2 separate regions of the Mus musculus genome follow, and region 2 is linked to region 1. Evidence: chromatin loops called from intact Hi-C (ENCODE). Cell type or tissue: heart. All regions are shown on one strand.

Region 1 (8,000 bases):
GGGTTCCTAAGGGTTTGGGTACCCCCTCCCCCCCCACCTCTGTAGCTCTGCTACCTGCAATAAATAGGTTAGCTCTTGGGCTGCCTCCACTCTATGATAAGGGCAGTTCACTCCAGCAGAGGTATCAGGTTTCTGGTATCTTCAACACCCTGGGGGCTGCACTGCAGCTTAGGTCTCACCCTCACCGTGCGCCCTGGAACTCCATGCTGGGAACCTGACCCTGCTGCACATTGCCTGGCCTCAGCAGCTTCCTGTAAGCCTCCACGACCCTGCCATTAGGTCTACAGGCAATTCCAATCCCCCGAACTCCAAACGGCAGTCCAAATCCTAGAAATGGGCTCAACTTGGACTCCTGGAGGATTTCTTAGATAAAAGCCAGCATTCCTCTGGAACTTGAAAAGCTGGTTCCCCTTCTACTAGAAGGAGTCATTTCCTTAACTTCAGGCAGAAAGGACAAATGGCTACCTGTAGTACCTATTAGAATACCAAAGTATAAGCTGGCCTCCAGGCACCCTTAGTGTCACAAGCACGTGTTACACAAAGTTCATGCTAACATCCTAGCTCTTCTGACCTGCTTCCTTACCTTAAGTTCCCTCCAGCTCATGGGCTCCCCTCTCCCCAACCCCCAGTTACTCATTCTCCTGGTAAGCCTGCTGTTTTGGCGATGCCTTTACTCTCTATCTGTATTAAGTTTGGGTTTTTATCTCAGTGAAGAGACACAATGGCCAAGGCAACTTTTATAAAGGGAAACCCTAATTTGAGCTAGCTTTCAGTTCATGGTGGGAAGCACCGTGGCACGCTGGCAGGCATGGTGATGGGGAAGGAGGTGAGAGTTCTACAACTTATTCAGCAGGCAGTAGAAGCAACACTGGGTGTAGCTTGAGCATATAAAACCTTAGAGCCCACCTCCACAGTGACATGCTTCCTCCAACAAGACTTCAACCACTTCTTGATAGTTCCACTCCTTACAGCCAAACATTCAAACACAGGAGTCTGTAGGGGCCATTCCTATTGAAACCACCACACTGTCTCCCTCCTCCCTCTCTCTGTTTCTCTGCACTGCTCCTGCTTCTCTCCTGGCCAGATCTAGTCTGCTGCCCAAGTTCAGATTCTCTGCTCTGCACTCTGACAGTTGTATCCAGCTGTTCTACCTCTCACATCTACAATAAAAATCTTCTGGAAGCCGGGCGTGGTGGCACATGCCTTTAATCCCAACACTCGGGAGGCAGAGGCAGGTGGGTTTCTGAGTTCGAGGCCAGCCTGGTCTACAAAGTGAGTTCCAGGACAGCCAGGGCTACACAGAGAAACCCTGTCTCGAAAAACAAAAAACAAAAAACAAAAAAAAAAAAAAAAAAAAAAATCTGGGCTGGAGAGATGGCTCAGAGGTTAAGAGCACTGAATTTTCTTCCAGAGGTCCTGAGTTCAATTCCCAGCAACCACATGGTGACTCACAACCATCTGTAATGGGATCTGATACCCTCTTCTGGTGTGTCTGGAGACAGCTACAGTGTACTCGCATACATGAAATAAGTAAGTAAGTAAATAAATAAATAAGTAAATAAATCTAAAATAAAGGAAATCAACATGTTTAAAAAAAAAATCTTCCCCCTCAGCATGGAGTGGTCATGTTGTCAGTTTATACACCTGTAACTTTTATATTCTATATGCTGACAAAATTAGCACTGTGCAGATAGAACTGAGTTTTGATAGCCACTCAAGATGCAGTCTGGCTCCCTGGGACCACAGTCTGGCTCCCTGGGACCACAGTCTGGCTCCCTGGGACCACAGCTGAGTGTCCTCTCTGTGCTATTAGGGCAAGGCGTGCTGGATCCTTCAATGGCAGAGGCTACCCTCTAGACACCATTCCTATTGTCCCGGACAGGGTTGTAGGCTTCCTTGTGTGTACATTTGACCTTGACAGCTATCTTCACTTTGTAGCTGCTCTATTGGTTGTTTACAACCCTGCCCCGATCTATACACAGGTCCCCACTTCTTTCTCCTGAGAATTCTCATGTAAACCTGACTGGCTAACGGAAGTGAGCAATATTTGTGCCACTGCTGACTGATACGCTATCTTGAATTTCCTTTTATCAAACAAATTAGTCCATTATTTTAAATCTGAGCATTTCTCATACTTTCCGGATATAGGCAGATGCAGCCAGATTCTTTGCCAGACTATAACACAAATAGCTTCTGCCCCATTTTCCGAAAGAACTCTTGTTTTTCTCTGAAACTTCATCAGCAGAGTGAACACTGTGCCTTTTTATGGCATCCTGAACTTCTCAACCCCCGCCAGAATACCCTCTCCAGCCCATAGCTCCAAACTATTCCACATTCTTCCTGCAAACTGACTATGAAACCCAAGAGCCACATGGTTCCAATTCTCCTAGATTGTTTCTTTCATTGCTGTGACAGAATGTAAGGGGAGGTTTATTCTGACTCGCAATTAGAGAGAAGAGCACAGGACATTTGGTGCCTCATGACAAGGAAGGCATGGTGGGAGGGTTTCTGTGACAGTGTGGCACCCACAAGGAAGCGCAGAGTTCAGGGCAGGAGCTGGGCAAGATTGCAGTCCTCCAGATGTGCAGCTAGATCTGTCAGCTAGGGTGCCTGTCCCAAAGCTTCTACAACATTTACAAATCAGGGCCACCAGCTGAGGGAGGACCAAGAGTTCAAACACATGAGTCTGTGGGAGACATTCACACTCAAACCATAACAACCTGTACACTGGGAAGGATGGCAGAGCAAAACCTACTTCACATTCCGAAGAGGCAAAGTCTCAAGGACTAAACAAAACCACTATTCTTCATCATCATCATCATCATCATCATCATCATTACAGTCTAGCATATTGTCTTTCAAAAAAGCATCATGAAGAGTCAATTATAGGTTGGTTCTCTACTTTAAATAAATGAAGTAGAAGCAGAGGTTCACAGTGGAGCAGCGGACATAGCATTAAGTTCAGAATTGGAAACTTGTCTCTGGGTTTGTGCCTGCTTCTACTGACCCCACACCTTCTGTTATTCAATCTGACTTGTCTGGGCTTCTGGCTGAAAGGAACAAGAATGCTTGTTTCCACTTTGAATTAATCTCTGAGATCCCTTAGAAATCTCTGAATCTGTATGGTTGAGACTTCAAGGGTTCTCGACTTGTGGGTTGTGACCCTGCTGGCAAGCCTCTATCTCCAAAAATATTTACATTACGATTCATAACAGTGGCAAAATTAGTTATGATGAAGCAACAAAATAATTGTATGGTTGGGGGTCACCACAGCCTGAGGAATTGTACTAAAGGTTCGCAGCATTAGGAAGGTTGAGAACCACTGTTCCAAGAGGTTATGTTGAGAAACTATTTCCCTTGACTTGTTTTAAAACATATGGATCCTGATTTGAAAAGTATATTATTAACTACTTTTAACTTGTACATTGCTCACTTATTAAAAACAACAAAATGTTTTATGAAACACTTTCTCCAACCATCACAGAAAGTTGCTTAAAATCTACAAGATTGAAACCCACCACCTAGTGGTGAGGAAAGGAATTTCACGCTAGAGATAGGGAACGGGATGGTTTCTCCCAGCTAGCGGTCATTTCCCTTTGATCTTCTCCCCACCTAACCCAGGGTAGTAATAACCACACAGAAACTCAACGAAGTCTGACCTAAGACTTTATTTGCCAGGGGTCTTGCTTTGAGACACGGTCTCATTATGTTGCCCAGGCTGGCCTGGCATTTGCAATCCTGCCTCTCAGCCCACCGAACTGTTGCTATTACCAGGTGTGCACCATCGTGGTCGGCTGATGGTGTAGTAGTCTAAAGCGATGAAACAGTGCGGGCTTTGAGAATTGTGGAAATCTAATTGGCTCTGAGATGGAAGGTGCCTACTACCCGTAATCTTACTCCTATCCAGGAGACCCACCAAGTCATTCTTAGGGGCAGTTACCCCCGTTCCCACGCCAGAGCGCCCTCCCTTCAAAGACCCAGACTTGATACACATCAGTGGAATCCTTGAGGTCAAGTGATGATTTTGTTTTACCTACAGAAATACTTACATTTAAATATTTAGAAGGAATGCACTCTCAAATTCTAAGGGTGAGGAAGAGGCCACCTAGCTTGTATTGGTAAGTAGCCATTTCCGTTTTTTTCATTTCCTATTTCCTCCTTGCTCTTTCTCCTCTCTTTCAAATAAATCAAGTAATTAATAGTGTGATGTTTAAACAAAACAAGGCTCCCTGTGCAAGGTGGTTTAATTATCCCAGAAGGCACCTGGAAATCCTTTCTCATCAAAATGTTCTGAGTCCTTTCCTGAACTACGGATCTGGGCGTATATTTCCCAACATATTCTTAAGCTGTTGTTTGAAAGTTTGAAATTCATTTTCTACTAGCACATTTTTTTTTCTCAGCTCTCTTAAGACTTTCAACTATGATCAGTCTTGCTAGTAAGAGATCCCCTAGGCTTTTTATTTGACTTAAAACCCTTTTCTTTTTTTTTTTTTTTTAAATTGGGGCTTATGAATACCGGCGAAGCATTTCGATAACTTAAAACTTAAAATTATCCACTTCACCTTTGCAAACCTCGGGGCTCAATGCCTCCAAGGGCATCCGGGCATTTATTCCTATTTCTGCTCTTGCACGGCGCCCCCGTGGGAGGAGCCGTTTCGACCGAGAAGTTGCGAGAAGCAATGGTGCGGAACTTGCAACAGTTGGTGCGGGCCGATAGGCAGGTAGGAAGTGATAGATGGGACTAGTTTAAAACCCAAAAGCCCCGGGGAGGGCCGGGGCCACCGTGGCCTGCCTGGAGAGCGAGGGCGGCGCGGGGACCGAGCGCCGGCGTAGAAAGACGCCGTTCCGGGCGGGGCGGGGGGACTGGACGTGGGACGCAGAGCTGGTGCGCGGGGACGCCGGGCGGGCGGGCGGGCGGGAGGAGGAGCGGGCCGCCACGGGGCCACGGGGAGGTGAGCGCAGCCTTGCCCCCGCGCCGCCCCCGGCGGGAGGCGCGACGCCCAGGCCACGGGTGCGTGCGCGGCCCCGGGCGACGCGGCTGGGCGTGCGCGGGGCCGCGGCGGAGGCAGGGCCGGGCGGGCGGCAGAAGATGGCGAGGGTGTGTAGGCGGCAGCAATGCTCCGTTGAGAGACGCGGCTTTCGGCAAGAACTGGACTCGTGGCGCCACAAGCTCATCCACTGTGTAGGTGAGGCCCTCCACCGGTGCCCCGGGCCGCCCGGCCGCCGGCCTCCCGTGCGTGGGAGGGAGCAGGGCAGAGTCCGCCGCGCTCCGGCCCCGCGCGCCCTCCCGGGCTCGGCCCCCTCCCCCACCCCCCGGAGCGCGAGCGCGCCGCCGCGGCGCCCCTCCCCTCGGCTCGCGGGGCGGGCTCGGACGCGCGGCCTCTCCCCCAGCGGGCGCATTGTGGACGCCGGGCCCGCCGCCGCCGCCGCCAGCGCGCCGGGACGCACGGGGTCGCCCCCACCTGCCCTCGCCCCGCGCCCCTCCCCCACGCCGGCGGCGCGCCCCCGTGCACGCGTGCACGCGCGGCGGCGCTCGGGCGTGTGCGAGGCGTGAGGTGGAGATGGGGGCGGAGGGAGCCGGAGCTGTCACAGGCCCCGCGTCCGCCTGAGCGAGCCAAGTGGGGTGTCATGGCCGCGGGGGGCAGCGGCTGCACTTCCTCTGCTGGCAGCGGCGGCTGCGGAGTTAGTCCTCGACGCACGGGTCGGTGTGTGCGGATTTGTGTTTGGCGTGCGCGCGCGGCGGGGAGGCCCGGGTGGGAAGCCGGGCGGGGGGGTCACCCTGGTCCCCTCCGCGGAGCCCCGGCGGCCGGCGACCGGCGCGCTTCCCCGGGCGGCGGGAGCGTGGACGGGAGTGGGGGGCGCCCGGGAGGGGCCGGGAGGCGAGCTGCACCTCTCACACTGTGTGTTTTGTCTGTTTTTCTCTCCCAAGGTCCCGTTTCCCTCTGTGCGGCGGCCGGCGGGACCATAAGGGCTTAACTCACATATTTAACCCCCCTCCAAAAAGTAAGTGGCTCTTGTGGTGTCTGCTCCACCCGCCGCCCCCTAGCCTCTGTCCATCCTTGTGTCTGACTCTAATGTCCTCAGCATTGTTATTTCCCCGTCTCTGCTTCGGTGCGGCTGATGTGTGGGGAAATGCCCTCTCGTCGTCCTCTGTCCCCCACGCCCAGTCCTCGGGGAGGCCCGGAATTCCAGCCCCCCGTGTGGATGGGGCGCGTTCTAGGGATTCAGGTCTTCCTCAGACGGACCTGGGAAATTCTGTCCGTCCACTTGGGCCCGGGGTCCCCTCTTTCCCGATGGGGTTTCGTTGGAAGGAATTATGCAAATCCTGCTTTCTGGTGTCCATTCAGCGGCAATTTCATGCGGTGAGAAGTTCTCTTTGTTGTGCGAGGGGGAGAACAGACACTGATTTAATAGACATATCTGCTGGGGGGGGGGGAGGGTGGAGGGGGTGTGGAGAGCCTCAGTTTGGAAGAATTACAGCACTTGGTTAGCTCAGTCTTTGTGTTGGAGCCTTCTGGCTTGACAGGAGGGTCTGCCCTTTTACAATGTCCCATAAGGGATGTTTTTTTGGTAATAGATGAAAAAGCAAAACTAAAACTTTAAAAAAAGTGGAAAATAAGGTAACCTGTACTTAGAGAAAATGAGCACTGCCATTTTTTGCAGTATTTCGTTATGAAAATGTGTATTGTGAATTTATTAAAGACTTAGACTGTAATACCAAATGTAATTAATTCGGTAAGATATTTGATACCACTTTGGTTGTCCAGAGGTTAAAAGTATATATTTTTAAATGTATACTTGGGTAAATAATGAAAATCTGAGCAATTTTGGGGGAGGAGGTGATTTACCTTTTTGAATACAGGTTAAAATTTCCCTCTTGCCAATCCAAGCCCTGCCCTGCCCTCCAGGAAGCAGCCGTTTCGGCTCTAGCTGTCTTTGCTCTCTTCTGCTTCTGCTTGTTTTGTTTTCCATGACCTGTCACACATTTGCTATAATGTGACATGGGCTTAAGCACTTAGGAATTACGTTATTTGTCATCGTCAAGTAAGTGTACAGGGCAGGTTTTGAGAAACATCTAATTGAGGCGTTTTCTGGATTCTTAGTTAATACAAAAGACTGAAACTAGAAGGGTTTTGTTTTTGTTTTGTTTTGTTTTGTTTTTTTGTAGTGTTTTACTCTTGGTGATTGATTGTGTCCTGGAGGGCATTTTAGTGCTTAAAATACTGTGGAATTGAGAAATGCAACCCTTCAAATTTCTTGTGTAGATACAGCTTTTGTTTAAATTATTTCAATGAGTATCCCTATGCTGTTTGCTTTAAAATCCTTGTGTTCTGTGACCTCCCCTTTCTTTTCATTAATTGTATTAGTGGTTGATAACTGCTTCTGGACAAAAATGTTTTGTTTTGTTTCCTAATAAAATTCTCCTGTAAACACCTCAATTGACTCTCAGAGTCAAATGGAGTCTTTGGAGAATGTTTTTGAGTTGGTGACTGATTTTTCTGAGCGAATGTTTGGAACTCTAGATTTCCATTTTTAGATGATGTCCGGGAGCTTTTAGAATCCCAGCTACAGATGGTATTTTAAGTACTAATACTTATCGATAATTGCTCAGCTAAAGTCAATTGGGCGTCATATTTTCTCTTTTGTTACATGTAATTTTGTTCTCTAAGGGGAGTGTTTTAAGTGGTGCTATGAGGTTTGTGTTATAAAGGGCTGGCAGGCTATAGTTTAAAAGGAGCTGTGCTGTTTGTTATCAGATGCAATAGCTCTTGTTTTACTAGGATTTGTTCTGTGCAGGTAATCTTCTGATTCTCTTGGTTGATTATCTTAATATTTTAGGGGTGTTTGGTTTCTAAGTGAAACTTAATTTATAACAGTCTTCGGGTTAAAAATGAAATTTCAGTCATGTTCAGGATTTAGTTTTCCTTCTTGCTGTTTTTGGCACAGAGGGAGTAAGGGGCCAGTGATTTCTGGAAGACAAGTTATGGAGTCAGTAATAA
Region 2 (8,000 bases), 140 kb after region 1:
CAGATCTAATGGTCTATTTGAAATACTTACATTTGCCGTATTATTTTTCAAATTACTAAAAAGTACAGTAGATCATAACCATGACATTAAAAAGCTGAACATAGAACTTTAGTGAACTCTAGTGGGTAGAAGTCAACCACGAACAGGGTCTTGATAGAAAAAGTGCTCGAAGCACCTGAGGTCATCTGGAACTTGGGGCCCTTGACGTGACTCAGAGCTTCAAAGACATGCCACAAACATCAACAGAGCCGCACCTGGGATCTCAATGTCCCTTCCCAGTTCATTCCCCAAAACCACAGGGCCGAAGTCTCCTACAAGCCACTCAAGCGTCCTGGCTTATCCCACATGCAGTTATTTGTTTCTGTCCTGAGCAGAGGTCAGCCCCTCACTCACCATTTTAAGCTTCCACTTGCCCAAGGCTGGGTCTTCCCAGTTGAGAACCACCTGTCCCCCCTCTGGTAGTTTCTACCGCTCTCTTTCTCCTGGGAACCATCTTGTCCAACAGAAGCCAATGTGAACCACAACTTATATGTTTTTCTCTTCCTCTCTCTCTCTCTCTCTCTCTCTCTCTCTCTCTCTCTCTCTCTCTGTCTGTCTCTCCCTCCCTCTCCCCTCCCTCCCTTCCTTTTTCCTCTTTTCTCCTCTCTCTCTCTCTCTCTGTCTCTCCCTCCCTCTCCACTCCCTCCCTTCCTTTTTCCTCTTTTCTCCTCTCTCTCTCTCTCTCTCTCTCTCTCTCTCTCTGTTTTTGTTTGTTGTTTTATTTGAGATAGGGTTTCTCTGTATAGCTCTGGCTGTCCTGGAACCCACTCTGTAGACCAGGCTGGCCTCGAACACAGAAATCTACCTGCTTCTGCCTCCTGAGTTCTAGGATTAAAGGCACACTGCACCATGCCTGGCATAACTTACTTATACATTTTAATCAAAAGTTTTAAAAAGAAATAAAATCAGAAGGCTAAGGTAGGAAGACCAGAGATGTCAGGTCAGTCTAGCTATGTAGTATGATCCAGTCTCGGAATATTTACTAATTCGTTAACCTTTTTAAAAAGTAAAGACAACTGAGAGTTTATCCGGAAGTGGAGAATGGGTAGGACCCAGGGAGACATAGCTGGGGAGGGCAGCAGCCAGGCTCTCTTCCAGTCCAAAGGACTGTGGGTTGGGAACACACTCTGGCGTCCGGCAAGATTATAAATAGCCCCGTGTTGTTGGTCATTAGTATAACTCGGGCGCACTGAAACATTAGCTGTGTGGTCTGCTTATGCCTGCTCTATTAATGGAGCCTAGCCTGAAACAGCCTCTCCTGTCTGCGGTCAGAATAATTCTCAAGCTGTAAAACCCTCTACCTGCCCAACCCATTCATGCGTTTCTATGTGTGTGGAACTGTCTTCATCCCCTGCACCCAGAGGCTGCAAAAGCGGTGCCCTGAAACAGGAGCCATTAATTCCAGAGCTGGACCAGACACTAGCCACCCAAACCACTCGCTGTGTCAGTCAGCATTAACTGAGTCAGGCCTGCCAAGCACACGGGAAGGGCACAAGCCTTCAGCACAAAGGAATGCCGGAAGAAAACTATCATCCATCCTAAAATAGAATCAACTTCAGTTGAGTATATTCCCTTCCAGCCTGCCTGCTTCTCTCCTCCCTTCCTCCCTTCCTTCCTTCCTTCCTTCCTTCCTTCCTTCCTTCCTTCCTTCCTTCCTTCCTTCCCTCCTTCCTACCCTCCCTCCTTCCTATTTCTTCTTACCTCCTTCCTCCCTCCTTCCCTCCTTCCTTCCTTTCGTCCATTGACAAGCTCCCGTTAAGTAGCCTATAACTTGCCATCTTCTCAGTCCTGGGAGCACAGGCATATACATGGCCCCATCAATTTTTATGTTCATATTTGTATCACATTAATTATTCTGCATGTCATTGAATACAGATTACGGTGCCATACAGTCATTAACTACTCACTGTTTTATCATATGGGCGTGGCAAGATGTAATGAATCATTTCTACTGAATTTTCACGCCCACTTCTCAATGAACATTGAGAAATTAAGCTTTCTAGTCTGTAGCAGAATAAAGGCAGCAAAATGCAGGATTGTAGCAATGAAAGGACAGTGTTGGCAAGCTGTGGCACGAGCCATGACAGACACGTAGCCTTTTGGCGTTGGACTGCAGGTTAGACACCTGAGCTGGCATATGTCTTCTGATGGATACATGGGAGATGCTGTAGTTTGTACCCTGGCCTCGCCTCTTCCTTTCTTCCCAACTATCATGGGGTCAAAAACTTCATCATCCACATGTTCCCAACATGATGTGCAACCTTACCACAGGCCCAAAGCAATATAGCTCCCCAACTATGGTCTGAATTCTCTGAGGCTGTGAGGCAAAAATGAAGTTGATTGTCTCAGGTATGTTGCTATGGTAATAGAGAGCTGACTAACATTAGCGGATGGTAGGCTAATGGACAAATGACCTTAACTGATTTCTTATGAAATAGATCTGGCCTCGGGCTTGATAGCACTTTTTCTCCCAAAGACAGCTATAGGATCAAAGTTAGTTATGACAGCTTTAGGTTTGCTCGTTTAGGACATGTGCTGTCTGACCCTGGAAAGGAAAGTGGGGGACAGCGTTGAACTCATTGGCACAGGAAAAGACTTCCTGAACAGAACGCCATTAGTTCAGGCACCAAGATCAACAATTAACAAGTGGGACCTGAAAAGCTTCTCTAAGGCAAACGATACCATCATCCCGACAAAGCGGCAACCCACAGAACGGGAAAAGAATTTCCCCAGCTACACATCTGATAGAGGGCTAATATGCAGAATATAAGAACTAAAACAAACCAACCCAATTAAAAAATGGAGTGCAGCTCTAAACAGAATGCTCAATAGAGGAATTGCAAATGGCTGAGAAACACTTAAAGAAATGTTAAACATCCTGAGTCAGCAGGGAAATGCAAATCAAAACGACCCTGAGATTCCATCTTACACCTGTCAGAGTGGCTGAGATCAATAAAACAACTGACAGCTCATCTTGGCGAGGATGTGGGGCAAGGGGAGCACGGCTGGTGGGAACGCAAACTTGTACAGCCGCCGTGAAATCAATATGGCAGTTCCTCAAGAAGCTGGGAATCGATCTACCTCAAGATCCAGCTAACCCACTCCTGGGCATATGCTCGAAGGACCCCGCATCCTACCACAAGGACACTCGCTCAACTATGTCCGTGGCTGCTCTATTCAGCCAGAAATGGAAGCAACCTAGATGTCCCTCAACAGATGAAAGAATTAGGGATTTGTATGTAGTACATTTACACAGTGACGTACTACTCAGCCATTTAAAAAGAATGAAATAAAATCAGGAAATTCACGGGGAAATGGGTGGAACTAGAAAAAAAAAATCATTCTGAGTGAGGTAACCCAGACCCAGAAAGACAAACCTGGTATGTGTTCTCTTATGTGTGGCTATTAGCTGTTCCATCAATGAGAAACAGACTACAATTCATAGAACCGCAGAGGTTAGGGGTAGTGTGGGGACTAGGAGGGGACAGATAGATGTCCCTAGGAGATGTAAATAGAATATGTAGTTATGGATGGGGGACAGGGACTGGAACAGGAGGATAAAGTTGGGATAGGGAATTAAAATGGGACTAGGAGAGAATCCAGGAGAGGCAGCTACAATTAAGGAACATTTGAGAGGTCATAAGGAAACCTAACATAGACGAAGCTCCCTAAAATATATACATATATGAAGGCAATGTCTGTTTTAAGATCACTCTCACTTTACAGATTAAAATATGGGAAAGGTGATTCTCAGAACCAGGGACATCTAAGATGGTTGAGGGGACACTGAGAAAAACTTGGGATACCAAGGTTCTCTGATCTAAGTATGCCCACCCACTCATGCCCTGGAAGTGGAGCGGGCTCAGAGGTAAAGAGCCAAAGCCGCCCATTCACAGTCCATGTGCATGCCACAGCCAACGCTACCAGGAAACGCCAGGAAGATGCCTTTTCTGCACTCACCCAATCTCTAGGGTGAGGACAACCCTCCTCAGCCCCAGGCTTATCTATTCCTTCATTGTTTTATATATAATACATAAAAATACACTCTTGGTCACTTTTTAACACATTCGGTGTGCAAGTCAGAAATGCTAACTGTATTCCCATCCCCAGGTGACCATCTCCATTACTCATTTCCAAAGTGTTTGCATCACTTCAAACTCTGTACTTTGAGACATTAATTCCCTTTTTGTTCGTGTGTGGTGTGCCTATGATTGTTTGTATACACATCTGTGTGTGCATGTGCATCTGGAGGCCAGAGGACACCCTTGTGTGTTGTTTTTCAGGTCCCCATGCTTTTCCTTTGAGGCAGGGTCTCTCACCGGCCTGGAATTCACCAAGCAGGCAAGGCTGGTCAGCTGGTCAGTGAGCCCCAGGGATCTGCTTGTGTCTGCCTCTCGGCTATAGGATTACAAGTACATCCTACCCTGCCCAGCTTTTTATGTGAGTTCTGGGGTGTCAAACTGTGGTCCTCAGGCTTGCAAGGCTAACACTTTACTGACTGAGCCATCTTCCCAACCGTATGCTTTTAAAGACTCACCACCACGGCACTGCAAGCTGTAGGGCTTGCGAAGCAATTCTATGCGATTCTATCTCTTTGGGAGACATACTTCTGGTGCTCGTCCCCGTGGTGTGAGATGAGACAGGTGATATGAGGATGGTATGAAGCATGGGCAGTGGGGTAGGAGCCACCCCCTCACCAGCCAGGCAGCTTCAAGCAAATGTCTCCCTTCCTTTCCCTAGCCTTAGTTCCTTATGTGTAAAACAAGGAGACATTGCCCATGTTGTGGGATCATTATGGGGACATGGGAGGTCACACTGGCAGGTGACAGCACAAGCAACCAATAAATGCTTGCTACCACCTGCTAATGTCCTGTACTCCCTCACAGTCCCCGTGAACTACTGGGTGTGTATGAGGTCAAGAAGGGATCTGGGGAAAGATCCCAGACTCAATTTCAAGACAAAGGCACCATGTTCTGCTGGTTTGAGGAGCTGGGTCTCCTTCAGACTCCAGGTTCTGCTTAAATTCAACAAGGCTCAGAGAATTGGGCTGGCATTACTTACAGGTGAGACAGAGACGTCACGTCTGCAAAGATGCCCTCTTGGAGGGTGGAGACATCATTGCCATGCAAAGACCTGAGGAGAGAAGATGCTACTGGAGGCAGCTCCAGGGATAGAGTGGGGTGCCCAAAGGAGGACCATCCTAGCCCTTGCTGAATGGACATTTGGGTGTCTACTAATAGGGAGATAATCTACAGTCCAGCAGACACCAGAAAGGGAAAAGGAGTCCTTAGAGTCCAGCTAGGCCGTGCTATGCCCTTGTACTTTGGGAAAACGGATTTCGCCATTTAAATAGTTCAAGTACTGAGTTTATATCATAAATAAGACATGTAGGCAGGCTGGAAAGATGACTCAGCGAATAAGAGCACAGACTGCTCTTCCAAAGGTCCTGAGTTCAAATCCCAGCAACTACATGGTGGCTCACAGATATCTCATAATGAGATCTGACGCCCTCTTCTGGTGTGTCTGAAAACAGCTACAGCGTACATACACATAATAATAAATAAATCTTTAAAAAAAAAAAAGACATGTAGGCACACAGGCCCTCTTTCTTAGCCTGGAGACAGAGGCAGAATAGGCTGTTTGCAAGAAGATGAACATAGCCAGCTATAAATTAGAACCGGAGGAGTGTCATCTTGGTTCTGAAGGCTCAGGAGTCATCATAACAGACACAACAGAATGTTTTGGTCAAAACATTCACTGTGAGAACTTGTAGAAAAGTTCACAGCTCTCTGGAAACAAACATTGTAAATCTGAACAGAAGTCTCTCGTGCAAACAAAAGACTCCTTTATTTTAGGCATCCCTCCCCTATCATAAACAGTTACACAAATTCAACTTGGGATGATGGTCACCTCTTGGCTCATTTCCTATGCATAGCATTCCTTTTATAAAGGATCTGAATGAGAGTATTCTCATCTCCCATCATTGGATATAACTGTCCCTGCTGGGGCTCCACCAGGGGGTTTGGGTAGGTAGGTCTTGGGTCATGGGTAGGTCTCCTAGAAGAATGAGTTGGGAGAGACTTACAGCAGGCGCAGCGAACGAAGTCCTTGAAAGGCCAGAGGAGGGATGCACTGGAGGGCATTGTAGCTGAGGATCCTGCAGGGAGGAGGGAGGAAGCTAAGGCAGGGATGAAGGGCTATTCCTAACCCATCCTATGGGTGAGCAAGCTGAGGCTTTGAGGCCAGGGTTATGTTATGAAGTTAGTTAACAGTATTTGTATTAGGGTTGTATTTCTAGAGCCCACATGCTAACCCACATAAATGAACCGACCAAGGGCAGACAGGCAGATTGGTGAGGGAGCTGATTCTGTGATAGATATGCAGACCGGAGAGCATGCCTCTGGCATCAAGGGAAGGAACCAGCCACATGTGGAAGGATCTCAGAGTAATTATGCCGACTCACCAAACAAAGTGAATCTTTTTATGTGAATCTCTGACCAGGTTCAGAGGTTCAGGTTGTGGTGAGGGCTTTCCTGGTGCTGTCATTATAGAAAAGTTGGCCAAAATCTGTACCCTTTTTGAGACAGGGTCTTGCTATGTAGTCCTAGCTAGCCTCGAACTTGCAGCAATCCCCGTGCCTCCGTGCTGGGATTATGAGTCATCACTCCCGGCTATCAATGTCTATGCTTTAATATTGGATGTTTGTTGCATATTAATATACCTAAATAGAATTATTTTTAAAAATCCAAGTGAAGGGAACTGCCCACGGCAGAGGAAAGAACACCGCATTCCTCATGGCTGCTGAGATCGCTTAGTCGAGTTTGTCAAGCTCAGCATTATTGTCAGCTCCAGGCTGTGGGGCTTTTCCAGGTGCTGAGGGAGGGCTGTGGTCTCCCTGAACTCTAGCCACTCCATGGTGCTGAGGGAGGGGTGTGGTCCTCCCAACCTCTGGCCACTCTGTGCTAGCAGCATCCTCCCTCCACAGTATAACAACTACGTGTCTTCTGATGTTGCCAAATGCCCCTAGAGGTACTTGGGACCTAGGACCTGAAACACCACATAGGTGGAGGTGGCCTTCACAACCAGGCTCATGGAAGCCCATTCACAGTTAAATCTTTCCAGAGAAGAGTGGGCAAGTCACCAGATTGTCATGAAGGTGAGGGTGGGCATGAGCTGACCCATAGATGCAAGCGGGAGACCTGGCCTCTGCTCATACTCTGGTCTTACAAGCTGGCTAAGTGGGGCCCTTTCCGTACTGGCTTTCAGGTTTGATCTAAGTCTCACCTGGGAAAGTCCTCAGGTCCCAGCACAAGATGTGTAACTCAAGGAGTTAGGTCATTTGGAAGAGACTTTTATGTTTGGCTTGTTTTCCTTACTCTGTCCTTGTGATCAGTTCCTTGGTGACAACTGGGGTTCTAGCCATGTTCATGCCTATGTATGCCTTCACTACACCTTCCTTACCCAGTCTACTACTGAGGGTTGTGAGGGTTGTGTTCAGCTCAGATTGTTGTGAGATCAGACCCTCTGAAAATGCTGTGCCCGTGTGCTAAGAAACCCCATGCTGGCTTCTACAATATCCCAAGCCATTGGCCACAGGCATTAGCCCGCATTGCTTATATTTGCCATGTGTGTGCTATATTTTTTTTTTTACATTTGACAATGGCCAAAAGCTGGGTGTCATGTAGTCTGTAGGCTCTCAGGCCCCTCTCTGGTGGGAAGGGGCACCTGCATGTGATCCCAGTGATGCCAGCACAGCCTGATGCCATATCCCTGTGCCCGCCCGGCCCTGCTGGCAGGCACTCACAGCGTGGTCAGCTGGCTCATGTTGGTGAAGGAAGAATTGCTCAAGGAACTGATCTTGTTGTTGCTCAAGTCCCTGGAAAGAAGCAAGAACATCTTTGTTTGTAAAGAAAGAAGGCTTTGCCCCTGGGTGCCGTCTGGAGCCTCTCCTCTTCCTCCCA

Evidence for each region. Peaks named below come from ENCODE experiments on the same cell type or tissue, not always from the same donor. Only the 100,000 strongest peaks of a DNase experiment are listed, where the experiment ranks them.
Region 2: a loop joins it to region 1, with 2.6 times the contacts of the local background. A loop is called at or near these places in 5 of 42 quality-filtered maps.

The regions. Positions count from the first base shown.
Region 1 is chr19:41,477,598-41,485,597 of GRCm38, forward strand. It overlaps Lcor (ligand dependent nuclear receptor corepressor), which reads left to right and starts at 5,085. Exons shown (of 8, transcript NM_001370767.1): 1 at 5,085-5,186; 2 at 5,930-6,003. In heart, CTCF peaks have their summits at 3,530 and 4,665; DNase peaks (open chromatin) are centred at 3,804, 5,064, 5,614 and 6,144; H3K4me3 peaks cover 3,852 bases; H3K27ac peaks cover 2,902 bases; H3K27me3 peaks cover 558 bases.
Region 2 is chr19:41,619,398-41,627,397 of GRCm38, forward strand. Slit1 (slit guidance ligand 1) reads right to left here. Exons shown (of 37, transcript NM_015748.3): 23 at 7,844-7,915; 24 at 6,125-6,196; 25 at 5,101-5,172. Among named protein-coding and RNA genes, the nearest start is that of Gm52407, 19 kb to the left of the region's middle. In heart, no CTCF peak of the experiment used is centred here; no DNase peak of the experiment used is centred here; H3K27ac peaks cover 733 bases.